Regions from separate parts of the Homo sapiens genome. Here region 2 is linked to region 1. The links are chromatin loops, found by intact Hi-C in ENCODE. Cell type or tissue: gastrocnemius medialis. All regions are shown on one strand. Links, peaks and the distances in the headings refer to the core of each region. The heading gives the core; the rest is flanking DNA.

Region 1 (10,199 bases), core at 165-5,164:
ATAACTACTAATACTGTTGGTGTCTTCTCTTACAGACTATTTTCTTTGCATATCTGAATACATATAGATTTTTATAAACTTAAAATGAGATCTTGCTGCATACGCACTTTAGTAAACTACTCATAGAACAGTGAATTATGGAAGTCTTTTCATGTCAATTTTTTTCTTTTTAATAAAAATTGTATATATTTAAAGTATGAAATGAGATTTTGATATAGTGAAATGATTATGACAGCAAAGCAAATTAACATATCCATTCCTTTACATCATTACCTTTTTTTTGGTGAAAGCACTTGAAATCTGCTCTCTCAGCAAATTTCCTGTAGGCATTACAGTATTATTAACTATAGCCGTCATGCTACATGTCCTACATGTCAATTTGAACATAGCTGTAGCTTGGCATATAGTCTAATGTAGTATGAGAAAAAGAATGTATGAAAAATGAATGCAAAACATCTCATTAATTGTATTTTATATTGATTATATATTGAAATGGTAATATTTCTGATGTATCGGTTAAGTAAAATATTCTCTTAGAATTAATTTAATCTGTTTCATTTTCCTTTTAAAAGTAGCTCCTAGGAAAAATTTAAATTTAATCATTTGGACGGTGCTGGTCTAGATAAACATTTTTGATGTCTTGCTTGATGGGAAATTTTCCAACTCAAAAACAAATCCACAGACACAGAGGGAAGAAAGGCCCTTGTTCAGCTGAGAAGTAATAGGTTATTGGAGTAACTTTATTGGACTGAAAAACAACCTTAGTTCTTGAGGAAGATACTTAGATTTGATTGATTTACCCACTGACTGTTGTATAGCTGTTCTATTGCTGAGTGTAGAAGCAACTTTTTTTGGCTGTAGACAACAATGAATTCCCTTCATTAAAGGGAGTCTTATGTAGGAAGGGACCTAACTGGGATGGAAAAAGCAAACAAGTTTGAGTGGATTGGACTCATTGTGAAACTGCCAAGTGCATGCTGTGGGCACTTCAATGACAAATTCAGATGTGAGAAGACGGTCCTCTGGTGAAATTTCAGTTTAGACAGGTCTGAGCACACATGAAGACTCTTGCGTTCTTGTTTCAGTAGGTAGAAACTGTTTTGCTTGATGTAGGGTGGAGTTGACAAATTGTTATACTGACCAGGGAAACCTGAGGCTTCAGCTTGCCTTGCTTTGTCCAACTGACCAGAGATTCAGCATCCCGCTTTGTGAGTGGATTTTGTTACCTCAAATTGTCACATTTGCTGCTTGGTACCTCCTTTTTTGCAACAGTCTCATCATGTCTGATGGAGTCCTTTCATAAAAGCCCTCTCTGCAGGCAGAGTTTTCCTGAGAGTATTTAAGGAATGTGTCTAAGGGGGTAATTGATTTGTGGGAAGTGTGTGCCTATGGAGCTTTGGGTTTGTTCCTTACTTTAAAATGTGTTTTAATAGAGATAATTGCCTGGCCATGGGAAGCAGTGTTAAGGATCTGTGGGTGGCTAATTGCTTCATCTTAATTAGAATTTGAGGTGCTTTCTCATGTCACAGAAAAGGATTTAAGATCTTTTCTCTTCTAGAACTGTTTCAGCCTTAACTGCACGTATTTCCTAGGCAGTGCTTACTTACAGCATTTTTGTGAGCCTTGGGGCACCCGATAAACAACCAGATGCACTGTGCTCAGGACATGATTTGATTTCCTTCTCTTAGAGGGAGGGGGAGATGAGCCACTTTGTCAGTCGAAATACCTCATTGTATCCATTACAGAAAATTTGCTAAGAGTGATCATTTAGAAAATGGGTCCCATTTTATGGACTCGCAAAAGGCTTTCAAATATGAGATTTCCCTGCAACTTCTTACCTAGAAGAAAAGAAAATAGTTATGGTGGCATATAATAAGGGTAAGTAGTTGGGGGTTTTTTTGTTTGTTTGTTTTTTTGTTTTCCCCAAAATGAGTCGTCTATGGAAAGCACAATTTCTTGGATATAATCTCCAGGGAAAACCTCAATTATTTACCGCCTCTTTTCTCTTCCCACCTTCTGAGAGTCAGGTGATCTCTCTCTCTCTCTCTTTCTCTCTCTCTGTGTCTCTGTCTCCCTTTCTTTCTCTCTCTCTCTCTGTGTTTCTCTTTCTTTTCTTTTCTTTCTTTCTTTCTTTCTTTCTTTCTTTCTTTCTTTCTTTCTTTCTTTCTCTCTCTCTCTCTCTCTCTCTCTGTCCCTTTCTTTCTCTGTCTCTTTATTTCTCTCTTCTCTCTTCTCTTTCTCTCTCTCTTTTTGAGACACAGTCTCACTCTGTTGCCCAGGCTGCAGTGCAGTGGTATGATAGGCTCACTGCAACCTCTGCTTCTTGGGTTCAAGTGATTCTCCTGCCTTAGCCTCCCAAGTAGCTGGGCTTATAGGCACGCACCATGACACCTGGCTAATTTTTGTATTTTTAGTGGAGATGGGGTTTCACCATGTTGGCCAGGCTGGTCTTGAACTCCTGACCTCAGGTGATCCACCTGCCTCAGCCTCCCAAAGTGCAAGGATTACATGCGTGAGCCACTGCGCCCAGCCCATTTCTTTTTTTAAAAATGTAAAATACACGGGTAGTCACTTCTGCATTATGTAGCCAAGGACAATGTTTAGTTAAGCAAGTCCACTTAACACCATTTCCTTGAGCACTTATTATTTGCCAGACACTGTGCCAAATACTCTACACACAATTTTTTCTGCTCATGACAATGGTATATGTTAGAGATTATTATCTCCATTTCATAAGGAAATGGAGGCTCACAGAAGTTAACTCACTTTCCCAAGAACCTGGGACTGGTAGACAGGAGAGATAGGATTCAGATCCAGATCTCTCTCCTGTGGTAGCGTGGTCTAACAACACAGACCCCAACAGTCTCTCCACACTTAGGCACTGAAAATTCACTTCATAAACTTCAGCAAGCCAGCAGTTTCTGCAGTGGAAACTTTTTCTTTGCTTGTTTGTTGTTGTAGTCATTTTAAGAACAAGATTATGGTGCAGACTCAGGGGACTGGGTGCTTAGGAAACAAGTCATTTTTCAGCAACCTGTCACCGTTTCAGCTGTTCCACTTTCCATGTGATACACATCTGCCAAATTGTGCTAACAAGAAAGTTACTGCACTTGGCGTAATGCGTTGGTAATTATCCTTGTAAACTTATACTCCAAACAATGTTTGTTCAGGACAACTGCTGATGTCTTACTAGATTTACCGAGTTCTCTTTTACCCTTTTTTGCCCGTGTATACACATGTATACACTGACCTCCTTCCTGTACAGCTCATGGGATTAGACTGACATCAGATTTGGGATCAACAGTAATGGGGAGCATTGACCACAGCCTGCACTTACACCAAAGGCTCGGTGTTGTCTCCCTCCCTGACTACCAGGTCACTCTGGTAGTCAGGCCTAGCACTCCTTAAGGGGTAAAAAGAGACAAAAAGCCAGTGGGTTTTTGGAGTGCTGGGTATGTTATGATTTTTTCCTCTTTGCATTGAATTTTATATGCCTTAGTAATAGTGTTTCTTGGCTATCCTGTTGCAGTATATTAGCCATAATATAGATTATCCGAGCTTTCTGTGACCTCCCCTGTCTGCTCTGAACATCTCATTACAACTTGGCTAAATCCCCAGAGGATGATGTGCAGCAGGAAAACTAAATATTTTCAAGCTAGCATACCTGTTTTCAGTTCTGATAAGAAATTGCTTTAAGAAGGGGTGAAAACAGTTGACTAAAATGAGTTTTTGTGATTAGCTGCGGATTTAGGTGACCTACAATGTCTCCAAGTGCCTGGTTTTATGTCTAATTTCCATTCTGGGGTCTTGGCCTGGATCAGGGGCAAGCCAGCTTCTGCCCTGGTTTCCCTGCCTTCCCTGTGTAGATCTGTGGTAGTCTCCGGCAGGGGCTGACTATAAGGTATGGTGTGTGGACTCATTTTCTCCCATGTAATCTCTCCTATGCATTGGTAATGCCAAGAGAAACACAAGGCCATGCCAGCCCTCTGTGTGACATCTAGGAGAGGATGTCCCCCATTCAACAGGCACATACTGAGTGTCCCCTCATGCCCCAACAGATGCCAGGCTAAGTGCTGAGGATTTGGTGACTAACACCGTAGTTGGTGCTCTTAAGGAGTTGACAGTCTGGGTGATGGAGGTGGATAGGAAGGACAGAGACAGACCCTGTCAGCCTAGCAACCAGCAACAAAGGCCTAGAAATGGACTCTTCACTGTGGCTGAGCCTTTCCCTGGCTTTTGAGGAATCCCTCAAAGGAAGAAGAATTGTCAGGGGAAGAGTCCTTTTATCTGGGAGGTCTCCGGTTAGGGACCTGACCCTGTTTGGGGGAGCTCTCTGGGGGTAATTTGATGGCAAAGAGACAGTTTCCATTTTCTAAATATGGGCTTTGCACTTTTCTGATTCTCTTCTCATAATGTCATTGCTGTCATCCTGTCATTGTAAGTCAGCCACATCTATTTCCTTTCTCTCTGCTAATGGTAGGGGGTCTAGACAATGTACTCCTACTCCAGACACTCTCCACCCCCAAGCCTAATATTTGGTCTCCTACCTCAGCACTTCACAGCACCTGTCTCTTTGAATTCATTTCTTTCTTCCCAGTCCTCCTCCCACTTTAGGTCCTTAAAACTCTAGCTGAGCGTCAGCTAAAGGGACTCTTGTGAGCATTTCCTTGGTCCAGTTCTCCTCTCTCCTTCTAGTTCTTCTGCTGGGCCAGATACCATCCTGATTAATGCTTTAGGTAACCTCTTCCTCAGGCCTGGAAACTCCCACATAGCAACTGGGCACACACTAGTGTTTCCTTCTATTGCCTTCTTGCCTGGGAGGAAGAGACAGTACTTACGTTCACTGCTGAACACTTGACTCCATTACCTTACCCACTTGCAGCCCAGCAGTATCTTTTGTGGCCTCACTTCAGCTTGTATTGTCACTTGCATTCAAATATGGGCTTTTCCCCGCCTCCTTCATGACCTTATTTAAAGATTTCTTGTTTCTTTGCATTTCACCTTTGCTGAGTATCCCTTTTTGCATTCTGTACCAACATACTGATTTTTCTAAAACAATGTGGGTCACAATTGCCAGGAGGCTGTAAAGATATTCTTAGGAGACTTCCAACACATAGTGGGCTCTTAGTAAATGTTTACTGACTTCTTAGTCTGAATCAGAGCAATTGAGAAGACCCTGACATTTTGGAAGGCGTCTTTGGTGCTTCAGTGCTATTGGCCACACTTTTTAAAAAGTAGGATATGGGTTCTGCTGTTGGACAGAGACCAAAAGTGGCATCAACAAAATTTTCTAAAAGTTTGGGGTTGGCCTGGCTACTCTGCAGTTGTCAGAGACCCAGGTTTCTCTGCTGTATTCAACACATGACTTTCATATTGGGATCCCATATGGCTTTTTTTTCCAGCCATGTGTTCTTATTCCAGAAAGTAGAAAGAAAAGGAAGGGGAAAGCTGGTCATACTCCTTACTTTTGAGAATAAGACTAGGAAGTTGTCTATCACTTTTGTTCACATCACATTGGCTGGAACTTGGTAACCTAGCCACACTGGGAAGGGAAGCTTGGAAATATAGAAATATAGTATTTATTCTGAGTGGTCATGTGCCTGAGTAGAAATACGGTAATATATGCAAGGAAAACTGATATGGGGGGATGACCAGTAGTGTCAGCCTCAACTTTCCTTCTTCTCCCCATAGTCTTATTCCGTCAGTTGATACTAGGAAACATTAGTCCTCCACAGCAGGAAGAGCTTGTTGGAGCTGTGTCCTTATATTTCTAGTTGAGAGACTTTGATTCAAATCTTAGATATGCTCTGTGGTTTGGGCTGTATCCTCTATTTTTGTGGATTAGAGGTAAGAGGCTCTCCTGACAATCTCACTTGGCCGAAGTGAAAACTAAATGAGATAATGATGTATAACAACTTTTTGGAAAAATTTGAAAATTTAACTTTCAGATGTCATGATTTTATTGTTGTTAATAACAGTGTTTGTTTCTTGCTCTTCCCAGTTAACTTTTTCTTTTCTGTAATTAGAAAAAAAAAAGAAAATAATAATTGCTACTCCCTTCTCGGGAGCATGAGAATGCTGTTTAATTTCATTTTTGGTTTATTTTTATTTTGGGAATGGGGCAGTGTTCAGAATTTTTTAGGAGAAAAAGCCTTTCATTTCCAATTTATCGTTAGAGTTCTTTTCTAGCCAGCAATCAGCTTGATTTTTTCTCTATAACCTGGTTTTTTAAAAAAGTTCTGCCTACTACTATGCGTTTCAGTTGGGTGCCCCCATTTTGGACACAACCTTAGACTACTTTCTGTCTTCCACATCACTTTCTCCCCTCCTCCAGAAAACTCTGGTTACTCCCATCCTGTTCATAACCCTCTGTCACTTCATGCCCTTAGGCTGATGGACCCTATTTTGGGTTTATTCACTTGGATTCACTTTATACTGCTCTGTGAACATTCTTGTGACGTCATGGCTATCTTTTTTGCCTGCTATTTGGTCCAGCTCTGGTAAAGCTCTAAGCTTCCTGAGGGTGGGACCTGTGGGTCATCTTGCTCTTTCTCTTCTCTTTTGTTCCTAGGCTGCTGTAATGTGGGAAAGAGCCTACATTTTGGAACCAGTCAGTTCTGGCTTTCAGGCCCACCTCTGCCCATGATTAATGCTTTGACCTTTGGCAGGTTCCTTAACTGAAAATGGAGGTACCATTTGGGGATGCAAAAACAAAGTGATGTGAAGTACAAAAGTACCTAGCCTAGTGCTTCCATGCAGAGTGTTTAAACAATGATAACTCTCTCCCTGCCCCTGTGTTTCCTCTCTTACAGCACATTAATAGGACTCAACAAACAATGATGTTTCTCAGCTATTTGTTAGTCCTTTGAGTATGCTCTACTTTAAGAGAATTGAACTTGCATAAAATATCAGGTACATTACAGTGTTTAAAGTATAGGTCATTAAATATAAGTATATCTGGATATGACGTTCCTTAGATACAAAGCTTTTTAGAAAAAAAAAGTTGGCCTGACTGCAGAGCAAGTTAAGGGAAGCCCTAAAGTAGGAAGTCATTTTGTGTGGTTGGGAAGTCCTCCCAGGCTTCACTGTTCAGGCTTGACTGGCAGGATCTTCACGGGACAGGACATGGTACCAGGAGCAGCAGGAGTGATCCCCTTGGTGAAAGGGAGAAAAGACTACAAATAGTCATGCCCTGAGTGCCCAAGACATGCCAGGTCATACTGGGAAGTTTTCACAACCCAATAACTCTTGTAAATAGGCTTTCTTATCCCTGTTTTGCAGATAAGAAAACTGAGTTCAGAGACATGAAATAACCTATTTAAGGTCACAGTTTGAGAGGTGGCTGGACTGGGTTTTGACTTCAGTTTCATCTGACAAAGTCATTCCCTTTGTCTTGTTGCTTTCCTTGTTGATTATTTTGGGATTTGGCAGGAGAAAATGTTCTTTGTGATGTGTGTTTGGTCGGGGGATGCAGAGTAAAGAATCAGGAAGGGAAAGAGGGCAGTGGAGAGATTGCAGGAGAGGGGTGGAAGATATCCCTATTATTTTGAACTATAATTATGGTGACAAAATATCTTGTGTGTATTGTGGGAGGACATCATCCTTGTTCATAGCTGGATTACTGCACTGGGCAGAGGAATTTACAACAAGTTTTAGATGTTCAGAAGCTTTAATGATGGAATGCCAACCGATAAGGGTCATTGTCTCTGATCTTATAGGTACCCACAATATTTGAAAAATCCCTTTCCTTCTTTTTTTTTTTTTTTGCTTTGAAAATAACTTTATTTTTAGTATAAAAGAAATATATATCTGATGTGGCAAGTTCAGATTTTTTTTTTTTATTATACTTTAAGTTTTAGGGTACATGTGCACATTGTGCAGGTTAGTTACATGTTTCAAAGGAGACAACAGACATAGAAGCAAAATATTACTAGAAACAAAGGATTGGATGTTAGCAACATCTCCACATTATAATTGACATTTGAATTAAAATTATATTTTTAAAAAAGAAGGAAAGGACCTTCTATATTTATTGGAGTCTGGTAGGGGAGCCAGATGAGTCAATGAGATGAGTCTCCACTAAGGAAAGGACAGCTTGTTATGGGCACATGTGCAGGGTGTCTCCCCAGTGAGGAGGTCAAGGAGGGGTCAGGCAGTATATACCCCATTTATTTGGGAAGAGCCGTGGGCCAGGCACCTAAGGTTTTTCTGAGATTTATCATAGTGCATCTGTGTACTGATGTCTTCACAACCAGACTTCAAGCAGCTTAGGTCAGGGGCTGTGTGAGCCAATCCATGGTCCACAGTGGGCTCAATAAATATAGAATGAATGGAGGAAGAGAGAGAAAATATGGTATTTTCTCCACAGTTAACTTACAATCTACACAAATGCAAGTAGGAAAACCACGTGCAGCTGGAAAGCACTAAGTGTTCATGGAATAAGCTTTCAGATTTCTAGGAAGATGGTGATCTTTTGTGTAATATGGCCATGAATGTGGCATAAAAGAGGAGAGAGTTTACTTGACCAGTGAATAATGGTTAGGATTTGCATCACTTACAATGATAGGTAAGTAATAACAGTATTAATAATGATGAATGATTGAACATATACTGTGTGCAGAGCACATTATACACATTCTTTATTCACCTCTCCCAACACTTTTATGTCACAGGTGTTATTATCTTAGTTTATAGGTGAGGAAACTAAGGCTCAGGGAGGTCAATTCTCTTGCCTTCGGTCAACCTTCTTGTGAATGGTGAAGGCAGAATGCAAACCCAGATCTCTGACCCCCAATCTCATTGTCTTTCCACCAGTCTGTGTTGCCACCCTAGTCACTGACAGCAATGAACAGGGCACTGGTGCAGGGACCTGGGAGCTGAATGCTGCAGAAAGAGCAGCCACAACCCCTTGTTGCCAAATAGTGGGCAGAAAGAAAGATGTGCTGATTAGAAAGGGGCTGAGCACCTGTTCTGTGTCTTCTGGCTTGTCAGCCCCTCAGACTCCTTTTTGCCGTAGGCTAGTGCTTGATGACCACCTCTGACTGTTTACCATGTGTCAAAAGACAGGGATTGCAACATTTTGCAGTAAGGCCAATTTGATGATTTTTTTTTTTTTTTTTTGGTGCTTGATGACCACCTCTGACTGTTTACTATGCATCAAAAGACAGGGATTGCAACATTTTTCAGTAAGGCCAATTTGATGAAATTTTTTTTTTTGGTGCTTGACGACCACCTCTGACTGTTTACCATGTGTCAAAAGACAGGGATTGCAACATTTTGCAGTAAGGCCAATTTGATGAAATTTTTTTTTGGTGCTTGATGACCACCTCTGACTGTTTACCATGTGTCAAAAGACAGGGATTGCAACATTTTGCAGCAAGGCCAATTTGATGAAAATTTTTTAACATCCAGATCTCAATCCTGTAGTCTTCAATTTAGAAAAGTTACTGAGATGCAGACTTGATTTTTTACTTGGAGGACTCCACCAGGGATTTCTGGATTATATGACTCAGTTTGTTTAGACAGAAGATGCTATAGCCCATGATAGTGGTCAGCTTGTTGGCATCAAAAACTGCCCCCTTCTCCTGGACAGCCCCTCTTTGAATTGATACTACTCAGAAAGGAGACTACCTAGACAGCAAGGACGATTTATGAAAGTCATCTCCACTGCCAGTGAAACCAGTCAAGCTGCATGTGCAGCTGCCATTAGGTCAGGAGAAAAACTTCCATTTTTGAAATTGTATAGCATAGACAGTCCCTGGGATCAAAAGGAGACAAGCATGGGTATGGATCTTGTCTGCACTACTTAATAGTCAGGAAGGTACTTAAGTCCTGGGCCCGTTTCTTCTTCTGAAAATGGAAACGATGCAAATTAAATGGCATAAATGAAGGTAAAGATGCTTCCCTTTCAGAACCTTTGTTTCTGCCTAGTGTTCACTCCAGGGCCACAGATGGCCTGCTAGTTGATGTTAATGCCATTCTTTAACTACCCCTTGTGTGTGTTGTTTGTTCATTAATGTGGATGAATGGTTCCACAATTCCACCAGGGACTTTGGTAGGTGTTGGATGAGTGTGTAAAGGAGGGAGAAGGTGTTATATGCAAAGCTGGTAACAGAGAATAGGGACAGCCCAATGCTTTGTATAAGAAGAGCTTGATAAGGGTTTGTTTGTAGAACTAAATATCAAGAAGAAAATCTTCC
Region 2 (10,199 bases), core at 2,833-7,832, 210 kb before region 1:
TTTTGTATAGTGTTAAGTTGGTTCAGGTTGTTGATATAATTAGTTAGCAAACAGGATGAGAACCACGAGTAATGTTGTGTCTCCTCATGGGTGTTTTGAGCCATGGTAATATTTATAAAACAGAAAACTGGTTAAAATCCATTGTGCCTCTACAAGGGGGAATGGATGATAATCTGGATTATTACCAGCTCAGCAGAGCTTGTTTTTTCTTGTAAAATATTCTAAGACAATCTTCAGCCAAGGCTCAGCTATCTTTCTCTGAAAGTGTCAAAAAGTTAAATCTGTTGGCTGATGTTAGATGGGGGATTGAGAAGCTGAAGCCTTGTCATTTAATGTTAAGGAAATAAAGCTTCCAAATTCCATGACTTTTATGCAACCCATTTATTTTAGTAATCTATCTTAAAAGAATAGATGTGTTTGAGGAACACTGTGGGTCAACTGAATCCTTGGCTTCATTGTTTCCGATGCCAGCTCTGCATATATGGTTGGACCTCATTTGGGAGTGGTTCCTTGAGCATTACCTTGAAGCTCTTCAATTCTTCCCTTCCCTTTATTTTTGATTAGTTAATGGCTTGTAAACAAACATTTTAAAATCTACTAGAGTATCTGCTTTATACACTTAGGATATTTGGACCATACTTTTCTTGTTTTTTATTTTTTCTGTTTCTCTAAGTGGCCACACCTGTAACTGTTGAGAAAGAGAAATAGAATCACAGAATCTTAGTTCTGGGGGGACATGCTATACAATTCATTTTCCACTGTTCCACTGAATCCTCTCCAGAACCTCCCTCCTGATGGTTCTCCAGCCTGTGTTTGACTAGCTTCAGTGATGGGACCCTCACTTTCTCGTGAGGAATATTCTATTTGTAAGCAAGTATAATTGTGTTTCTTTTGCCGCCTTTCCTTGTTTTTCTCTTCTTCTCTTCTCTCTGCCTCTTCCTCCTCCCTTTGTTGCTGTCATTTGGTCTTACCAAAATCTGTCTTCTTATAGCTACCACTTATTTGCAGTCTGCTCCGTGGAACAAAACTGACTTAGCCCATTGTTTTTTCCAGCTGCAAACCTTTAAAAAACTTTTGATAAGTTTTGCATTGTATTCTTCTCCCCTTTTAACCTTTTTAATTGTTCAGTACGACAAATAGAAAAGCACACAAAACAATTTTGTACAGCTTAACATATTTCTATAAAGTGATACTGTATGCCATCGCCACCTGTGTCAAGAAATAGAGTCTTGCCAGACCTCTAGAAGCCCCCAAAGCCTTCCTGATCCTAAGTCCCTCACTCTCCTCCTAAAGGGTGACATCTCCTGATTTTATGGTGATCACTTTCTTGCTTTTCCTCATAATTTTACCAGTTTGTTTTGCATTCCTAAAAAAACCCACTATAGTTAATAAATACTACTGTTTATTTTTATCTGTTTTGGAGCTTTATATGCATGAGATCATATAGCATATATTCTTTTGTCGGGTGGCAATTCCTCTATGTTGTTGCATGTACTGCTTCATTTTCTTTACCTCTTTCTTTTTTTTTTTTTTTTTTGAGACAGAATCTCACTTTGTCGCTGGAGTGCAGTGGCGCGATCTCGGCTCACTGCAACCTCCGCCTCCCGGGTTCAAGCAATTCTCCTGCCTCAGCCTCCTGAGTAGCTGGGATTACAGGTGTGCACCACCATGCCTGGCTAATTTTTGTATTTTTAGTAGATACAGGGTTTCACCATGTTGGTCAGGCTGGTCTTGAACTCCTGACCTTGTGATCCGCCCGCCTTGGCCTTCCAAAGTGTTGAGATTACAGGCACGAGCCACCACGCCTGGCCTGTTGATGCATTTTCACTGCTGCATCGTGCTTTATAGTATGACTGTACCACACATTGTGTCCGATCTGCCACTGATGGATTGTTTCCAGTTTTGTGCTATTAATGCTGCTACAAACATTTTTAGTATGTCTTTTGGAGCATGTGGGCACACATTTCTCTTGGGTGTATACCTAGGATGCACATGTTTAACTGTGGTAGATGCTGTCAAACAGTTTTCCAAAGGTTTTATATTAATATACACTCCCACCAGCCGTGTGTGAGCGTTTCTATCACTGCAGCACATCCTTGCCAGCATTTGGTATTTTCTTCTTTTGTCTTTAGTAGTGATGTTGCCCAAACAATCTAGTACCTAATAAAACAGGGTCATTGAGAGTTATGTTAATAGGAGCACATGACCAAAATTAAATGAAAACAAAACTTGCTCTTGCCCTTTGGGAGGCATCAGTATCCACTGTGGGTTGAAGTATTCTCTCTGAGGAGCTCCCTCACACACGATTGTAAATGATGCGAAAGACTTGTACAGTTTGAATTATGTGCAAAGGGTACATGCAAGTGTGGTGGGATTTTTTTTTTTTTTTTTTTTGGTGTGTGTGTGTTTAGGATATTCATTTTCTTAATTTGAGAAGCAGTAAACCCTGGGGACAGAGATTATGCAAGAATTAGAGCTGGAAGGGAGAAGGAACTAGGAAGTGAATGATTTATATTTGTTTCACTGAAATGAAAACAAAATGACTGAAGGAAAGGCACAGATTTAGTGGAGGAATCAAAACTCAATGGAAAATTAAAACAAAAAGCAAAGGCTAGCTTACGGTTCAGTTTTATAAGCACGATGGACTTCCTATGTGCCCAATACTGTGCTAACAAGTAGGAATACCAAAATGAGTACAGCTTTTGTGATGCTGGGTCTAACAGAGGAATCTATGACGGAGGCCAACATGCTTTGTAAACCTCTCCAAAGATTTAAGGGATGTTATACTGATTCAACACTTACTACATATTTTTCCTTTATAAACACCTCACCCAAAATTATTCTTAGATTTTATAGCTATTTTTTTTTGTGAGGTTGGGTGTGGGATAACCAGATCCCGTAAGTGAATTAAAAGAAGATTGCAGAATGTGTGACATTTTGTTCTGATGCAGTTGAGGTTTCTTTAAACAAACCACATTCCTCTGGGATATCCCATTGCTCTGTCTTCTTTGGCATGCTGTCTTGGGTTGCTCATCCATTGGTGTGAGTTTTTAGCACATCCTAGATACTGGAATTTGCCTGATGCTCTGGCTGTTCTCTAGGCAAGTGCAGTCTTTTTTTTTTTTTTTTTTTGAGATATTATAGGATCTCACTCTGTCACCCAGGCTGGATTGGAGTGGTGCGATGTCAGCTCACTGCAGCTTCTGCCTCCCAGGCTCAAGTAATCCTTCCATCCTCCCACCTCAGCCTCCCGAGTAGCTGGGACTACAGGCATGTGCCACCACACCCAGCTAATTTTTTTTTTTTTTTGGAGACAGAGTCTCGCTCTGTCACCCAGGCTGGAATGCAGTGGCGCAATCTCGGCTCACTGCAAGCTTCGCCTCCCGGGTTCAGGCCATTCTCCTGCCTCAGCCTCCCGAGTAGCTGGGACTACAGGAGCCCGCCACCATGCCCGGCTAATTTTTTGTATTTTTAGTAGAGATAGGGCTTCACTGTGTTAGCCAGGATGGTCTTGATCTCCTGATCTTGTGATCCGCCCGCCTCAGGCCTCCCAAAGTGCTGGGATTACAGGCGTGAGCTACCACCGGCCCCATACACAGCTAATTTTTGTATTTTTTTGTAGTGATGGGGTTTTGCCATGTTGTCCAGAGGGGTCTTGAACTCCTGGGCTCAAGTGATCCACCTGCCTCAGCTACCCAAAGTGCTGGGATTACAGGCGTGAGCCACTGCGCCCTGCTGCAAGTGTGGTCTTGCTGAACAGATCACAGTCTGGCCAACTTCAGCATCTCCCTTGATTCTCACAGTTTCTGCTCTAACAGTGAAACACTCCTGTTAATGACAAAACTACTTAAAATTCTCCTGATTAGGTATTACAGAGTTATGCCAATAGTCAATTTGCTTACTCATACTGATTGTTCATTATGTAAAGTAAAATGACAACTCTTTTGATCAGTCCTATGTTGCATGAAACTGATGTTCTGAAATTAACTGAGTCAATCCTATAATTATTAATGTAATTATTAATTGAGAGTGACTAAAAACCATCATTTCCCATAGCCTTTTAAATGTTCTGCAATCACATCAGGTGCTTCTATAAAGAAGAGAAACGGCCTTCCATCTCCTTTTTCTTCCCTTAAAGCAACGATGTAGACATCCTCCACTGGCATTCTCAGAGTGCTGGAGTCAGCATTTGAAAGTTGATACCGTATTGGCAAATTTTACTGATAATTATCTATGGCTTAACTTTGATTTGTATTAAGAGTGAAGTTGGAAAATGTGTTTTAGGCTAGAACTTCAGGGCCATGTAAAGAAAATGGAGTTAATTTGAGTGATAAGACTATATTTATTTCCATTAAATTGATATTTAAGTTTTTATTTTATTTGCTTTCTTTTCCTCTCAGCATTATGGGGACTGCATATATTAGACTTCTATGCCATCATCATTAAGGCTGTGCTTTAAGCCTCTGTGTGGGCCAAGGTACTGAATAGTTTCTGTTTGCCTCCCTAGAACCACACTCTTCCTTACCAGCCTGTCTCTTGTTGGAGGCTGGGAGGCTGACCTGTATAGAGTACACCTGTAGGCTCCCTTGCTTTCTGGCTTTTGGCTGCCTTCAGCTTGTGGGGTACACCACACGAAATGGGAAGCAAGAGAGAGGTTGTAGTCCTTATTCTTGTTGTTCTTTCCTGCGAGGTCATCTTAGCCTAGCTGTTTTCCCCTGATTAAAGGTTATGTCTCTAGCTTGCTCTCTTTGGGTTTGGGTAGGGTTAGAGACTTAAAGCTTCCAGCTGTTACTAACCCTGGGGTACTGCACAATGTCTTGGGGTTTTCCTAAGTGGTGTGCTGGAGCAGGCTGCAATTGGCTGGTTCTACCTCTTAAGATCTGATTATGTGCATCTGTTCCTTATTCTTGGTTCAGGAACTTCACTTTGGAAGCTTGAAAACTGCTTATACCAAGGTGCAAGGTATTTACACCTTAGAAATTGGCCAGTGTTATAAATCGGGACTCTTTTCTTCCCAGAGTTAGCTTGCTAACACACTACTGCCTATACCTCTCCCACACCTTTGTAAATAGTTCCTTTATTAAACATTCCTCAAATTACCCATTGAGTATGTCATATTTTGCTGCCAAGACCCTGGCTGAGAGAGCCAATTACTTGTTCTTTGGATAAAGTGGTCTCTCTCTCTCTCTCTTTCTTTCTTTCTTTTGACCGAGTCTTGCTCTGTCGCCAGGCTGGAGTGCAGTGGCGCGATCTCGGCTTGCGATTTCCCTGGCTTAGCCTTCTGAGCAGCTGGGACTACAGGCACCCGCCACCACGCCCAGCTAATTTTTCATATTTTAGTAGAGACGGGGTTTCACTGTGTTGGCCAGGATGGTCTTAATCTCCTGATCTTGTGATCTGCCCGCCTCGGCCTCCCAAAGTGCTGGGATTATAGGCATGAGCCAAAAGTGGTTTCTTAACATTTTGTGCAGACCATTCAGTCATGGGGGTGAATTTGGTGAGGGGATGTGCACTTAGGTACTCCTTTCAACACACAAAAACACCTGTGTTCTGTCTGAAGCAGGCAGTATGTGCCTGCCCTTGCTTTTCAGTTCAGTGAGTTGGTTACCTACAAGCTCGATAAAATACTTTCATGTTCCATTTCCATCTTTTTTCATCATTCAAGAATGAGGAAATAAGTGTGTATACTGCATTTGCTATTTTGAAATGATAGCTGATACTTTTTAAATGAAAAAGAGCTCCTAAATTCTAGTCACTCTCCTGTCAGATGAAATTCTCCTTTATGCTTTCCCACCTGGCTGGAACACTCCGGGACAGTGCTCCAGCCTGACTTCATTGAGTGGCCACTTTCCTCATCTTCTCTTCATTTAAAATGTCTCCTCCCCTCCAGCTTCCCAATCCCTACCTCTCACGTGTCCCTAGTAACACCATATTTCCGGGTTTCCTGGTTTTCTTCTTCTCTTTTTGTATCTCCCTCTGGCCTTTGGTCTCATTCTCTCCCCTCAGTCTCTCATGTCCTCTCCTCTCCTGGTCTTTCACTCCCGCGGCTCACTCTCTCAGTCTTGCTATTATTGGTCTCTTGCTCTCGGCTCATGCTTTTGTACTCTGTGGGCCTGGCCTTTGCCCCATGCCCTATGTCCCTTCATTCCCTCGCTCTCTCCTCTCCTTTCTCCATCTGTCTGTCTTCCTGCCTGTCTCTGTCACTGTCTACCTTTAGTCTGTGTCACCGTCTGTCACCGTCTTCCATCTGTCTTCATCACTGTCTCTGTTTTTGCTGTCTCTGCCACTGTCCATGTCTCTTTGCTGTCTGTCTCTGCTGTCTCTGCCTCCACCTATCCATATCTGCCCATCTGCCTGTCTTTCTGTCCAGTTCTCCCTTCAAATGGCCTCATAGATGCTCCCCTGTGTATCTGAGCTCCCTGTTTCTCTCTCAAGACCAGTTTTCTCCATTTACTCACCTTAGAAACAAGGTGGTCAAAGATACCTGCTCAACTCTACAGATCTCTCAGCTTTAGTGTCTGAGTTTTGTTCTGGGGAGAGAATCTTATTGGCCCAGCCCTGACTATTGGTTGTTTGGCCAGCGGTCCACTCCAGGCCTAGTTTTCTGTGACTGGGGCCTGGGTGGAGGGGGTAGGACATGGAGTTTTGTGATATGTAGAGTGGGGCAGATAAAGCCATATAGGGAAACTGGGCATAGCTTAAAAATGGACAAGTGTGTCCCCTACACTCCTGCCATGCCTGGGACAGAGTAGATACTCAAATATTTGTTGTATTAAACAAAGCTGTTCTGAGATTCCTCCCATTCACTCTGGTGCTATACCCTGTCCAAGTCTTTTTTGTTTTTAATGTTTCTGTTTTTTTCTTTATTTCTTCTAAAAAAAAAAGGATACATATGCAGAACGTGCAGGTTTGTTACATACATATACATGTGTCATGGTGGTTTGCTGCACCTATCGACCCATTCTGTAAGCTCTCTCCCTTCTACCCCCACCCCCAACAGGACCTGGTGTGTGTTGTTCCCCTCTCTGTGTCCATGTGTTCTCATTGTTCAACTCCCACTTATGAGTGAGAACATGCAGTGTTTGGTCTTCTGTCCCCAGGTTAGTTTTCTGAGGATGATAGCTTCCAGCTTCATCCATGTCCCTGCAAAGGACATGATCTCATTCCTTTTTATGGCTGGATAGTATTCCATGGTGTATATGTACCACATTTTCTTTATCCAGTCTATCATTGATGGGCATTTGGGTTGGTTCCACATCTTTGCTATTGTAAATAGTGCTGCAATAAACATGCATGTGCATGTGTCTTTATAGTAGAATGGCTTATATTCCTTTGGGCATATACCCAGTAATGGAATTGCTGGGTCAAATAGTATTTCTGGTTCTAGATCCTTGAGGAATCGCCACACTGTCTTCCACAATGGTTGAACTAGTTTACATTCCCAACAACAGTGTAAAAGCGTTCCTATTTCTCCACAGCCTGGCCAGCATCTATTTTTTCTTGACTATTTAGTAACCACCATTCTGACTGGTATGAGATAGTGTCTCATTGTGGTTTTGATTTGCATTTCTCTGATGATCGGTGATGTTGAGTTTTTTTCATATGTTTGTTGGCTACATAAATGTCTTATTTTGAGAAGTGTCTGTTCATATCCTTTGTCCACTTTTCGATGGTTTTTTTTTTTGAGACGGAGTCTCACTGTCGCCCAGGCTGGAGTGCAGTGGCATGATCTTGGCTCACTGCAAGCCCCGCCTCCCAGGTTCACGCCATTCTCCTGCCTCTGCCTCCCGAGTAGCTGGGACTGCAAGTGCCCGCCACCGTGTCCAGCTAATTTTTTTGTATTTTTTTAGTAGAGACGGGGTTTCACCGTGTTAGCCAGGATGGTCTCGATCTCCTGACCTCGTGATCCGCCCACCTGGGTCTCCCAAAGTGCTGGGATTACAGGCGTGAGCTACCACGCCTGGCCGGGGTTGTTTGTTTTTCTCTTGTAAATATGTTTAATTTCCTTGTAAATTCTGGATATTAGACCTTTGTCAAATGACTAGATTGCAAAAATTTTCTCCCATTCTGTAGGCTATCTATTCACTCTGATGATAGTTTCTTTTGCTGTGCAGAAGCTCTTTAGTTTAATCAGATCCCATTTGTCAATTTTGGCTTTTGTTGCAATTGCTTTTGGCGTTTTTGTCATGAAGTCTTTGCCCATGCCCATGTCCTGAATGGTATTGCCTAGGTTTTCTTCTAGGGTTTTTATGGTTTTGGGTTTTACATTTAAGTCTTGAGTTACATCTTGAGTTAATTTTTGTATAAGGTGTAAGGAAGGGGTCTGGTTTCAGTTTTCTGCATATGGCTAGCCAGTTTTCCCAGCACCATTTACTGAATAGGAGATCCTTTCCTCATTGCTTGTTTTTTTCAGGTTTGTTGAAGAGCAGATGGTTGTAGATGTGTGGTTTTATTTCTGAGGTCTCTGTTCTGCTCCATTGGTCTATATGTCTGTTTTGGTACCAGTACCATGCTGTTTTGGTTATTATAGCCTCGTAGTGTAGTTTGAAGTCAGGTAGTGTGATGCCTCCAGTTTTGTTCTTTTTGCTTAGGATTGTCTTGGCTATATAGGGTCTTCTTTGATTCTACATGAAATTTAAAATAGTGTTTTCTAATTCTGTGAATAATGTCAATGGTAGTTTGATGAGAATAGCATTGAATCTATAAATTACTTTGGGCAGTATGGCCATTTTCATGATATTGATTCTTGTTATCCATGAGGATGGAATTTTTTTCCATTTGTTTGTGTCCTCTCTTATTTCCCTGAGCAGTAGTTTGTTCTCCTTGAAGAGGTCCTTCACATCCCTTGTTAGCTGTATTCCTAGGTATTTTATTCAGTTTGCAGTGATTGTGAATGGGAGTTCGTTCATGATTTGGCTTTCTGCTTGCCTATTGTTGGTGTAAAGGAATGCTTGTGATTTTTGCACATAGATTTTGTATCCTGAGACTTTGCTTAAGTTGCTAATCAATTCAAGAAGTTTTTGGGCTGAGATGATGGTGTTTTCTAAACATAAAATCATGTCGTCTGCAAACAGAGACAACTTGACTTCCTTGAAATAACACAGTAGACAAATGTAAAGCCAACTTACCAAAAAACCCCTCTTTTTCTAGTACTCATTAATATTTTTGTATTGCTTATTTTGAGTCACTTTTTTTGAGTTCTGAGAATGATATTTTTTGTGTTATTCAATTATGGTCTAAGACTTTTTGTTCAAATTGTCTATAATATATATAGATGTGCATTAAGAAATTATTAAGACTGTAAAAATGAGAATAAAATCTATTGAATCAGGCCAGGCATGGTGGCTAACACCTGTAATCCCAGCATTTTGGGAGGCTGAGGCAGGTGGATCAGCTGAGGTCAGGAGTTTGAGACCAGCCTGGCCAACATGGTGAAATCCCGTCTCTACTAAAAATATAAAAATTAGTTGGGCATGGTGGCATACACCTGTAACTCCAGCTAGTAAGGAGGCTGAAGCAGGAGAATTGCTTGAACCCAGGAGACAGAGGTTGCAGTGAGCCGAGATTGCACCATTGCACTCCATGCTGGGGGACAAGAGCAAAACCCTGTCTCAAAAAAAAAAAAAAAATGTATATATATAATCAATCAATTCAATGGATTGATTAATCTATTGAAACATTTTTAAACAATTGATTACACAAATATTTCTTAGCAGTAATTCAAGATATCACTGATCTCTTATTTCTTAAGTAAAATATCATTCAGTAATAAAAGTCTCTATATTTCAACACATTTTCATTCTCTTCCATACTTCTTGTGAAACTGGTTCATCTGTTTTTATTGTTTTAAAATTAATTTGATGCTGAATGAAGATGGAGGTCATGCTTTTGAAATCATGTACTTAGGGGTAACTACCCAGTAAATGAGGTATTTGAGTTTGCTTTTGAAATTGAAATCTCTCTCTCCATTGTAATTTACTGACTTAATAAAAAATGTATTTCTGTAGGATATTAAGATCAGACAGAGCAAATAACTATTGAATCTCTTGAGAGTTCCGTTTGTTTTCTGCAAAGATTAGGCCTTTGGCAATTTAGAAGAGTCATTTTCATGAGACTTTATTGTTGAAAATCACAATAGAGCCACAAGATGACTTTTGCTGATGTTAAGATTTTAGATGTTTTATTTGGGTATATCATAC

The links. Hi-C counts contacts between places; a loop is a spot of excess contacts. Peaks named below come from ENCODE experiments on the same cell type or tissue, not always from the same donor. Only the 100,000 strongest peaks of a DNase experiment are listed, where the experiment ranks them.
Region 2: it touches region 1 in a loop (4-fold over the local background); 1 of 110 quality-filtered maps calls a loop at or near these places.

What each region holds. Positions count from the first base shown.
Region 1 is chr1:210,909,199-210,919,397 of GRCh38, reverse strand. The region is part of intron 7 of KCNH1 (potassium voltage-gated channel subfamily H member 1); the gene reads left to right. Among named protein-coding and RNA genes, the nearest start is that of KCNH1-IT1, 220 kb to the left of the region's middle. In gastrocnemius medialis, for the core only: no CTCF peak of the experiment used is centred there; a DNase peak (open chromatin) is centred at 3,037.
Region 2 is chr1:211,119,621-211,129,819 of GRCh38, reverse strand. The region is part of intron 1 of KCNH1 (potassium voltage-gated channel subfamily H member 1); the gene reads left to right. Among named protein-coding and RNA genes, the nearest start is that of KCNH1-IT1, 8.7 kb to the left of the region's middle. In gastrocnemius medialis, for the core only: no CTCF peak of the experiment used is centred there; no DNase peak of the experiment used is centred there.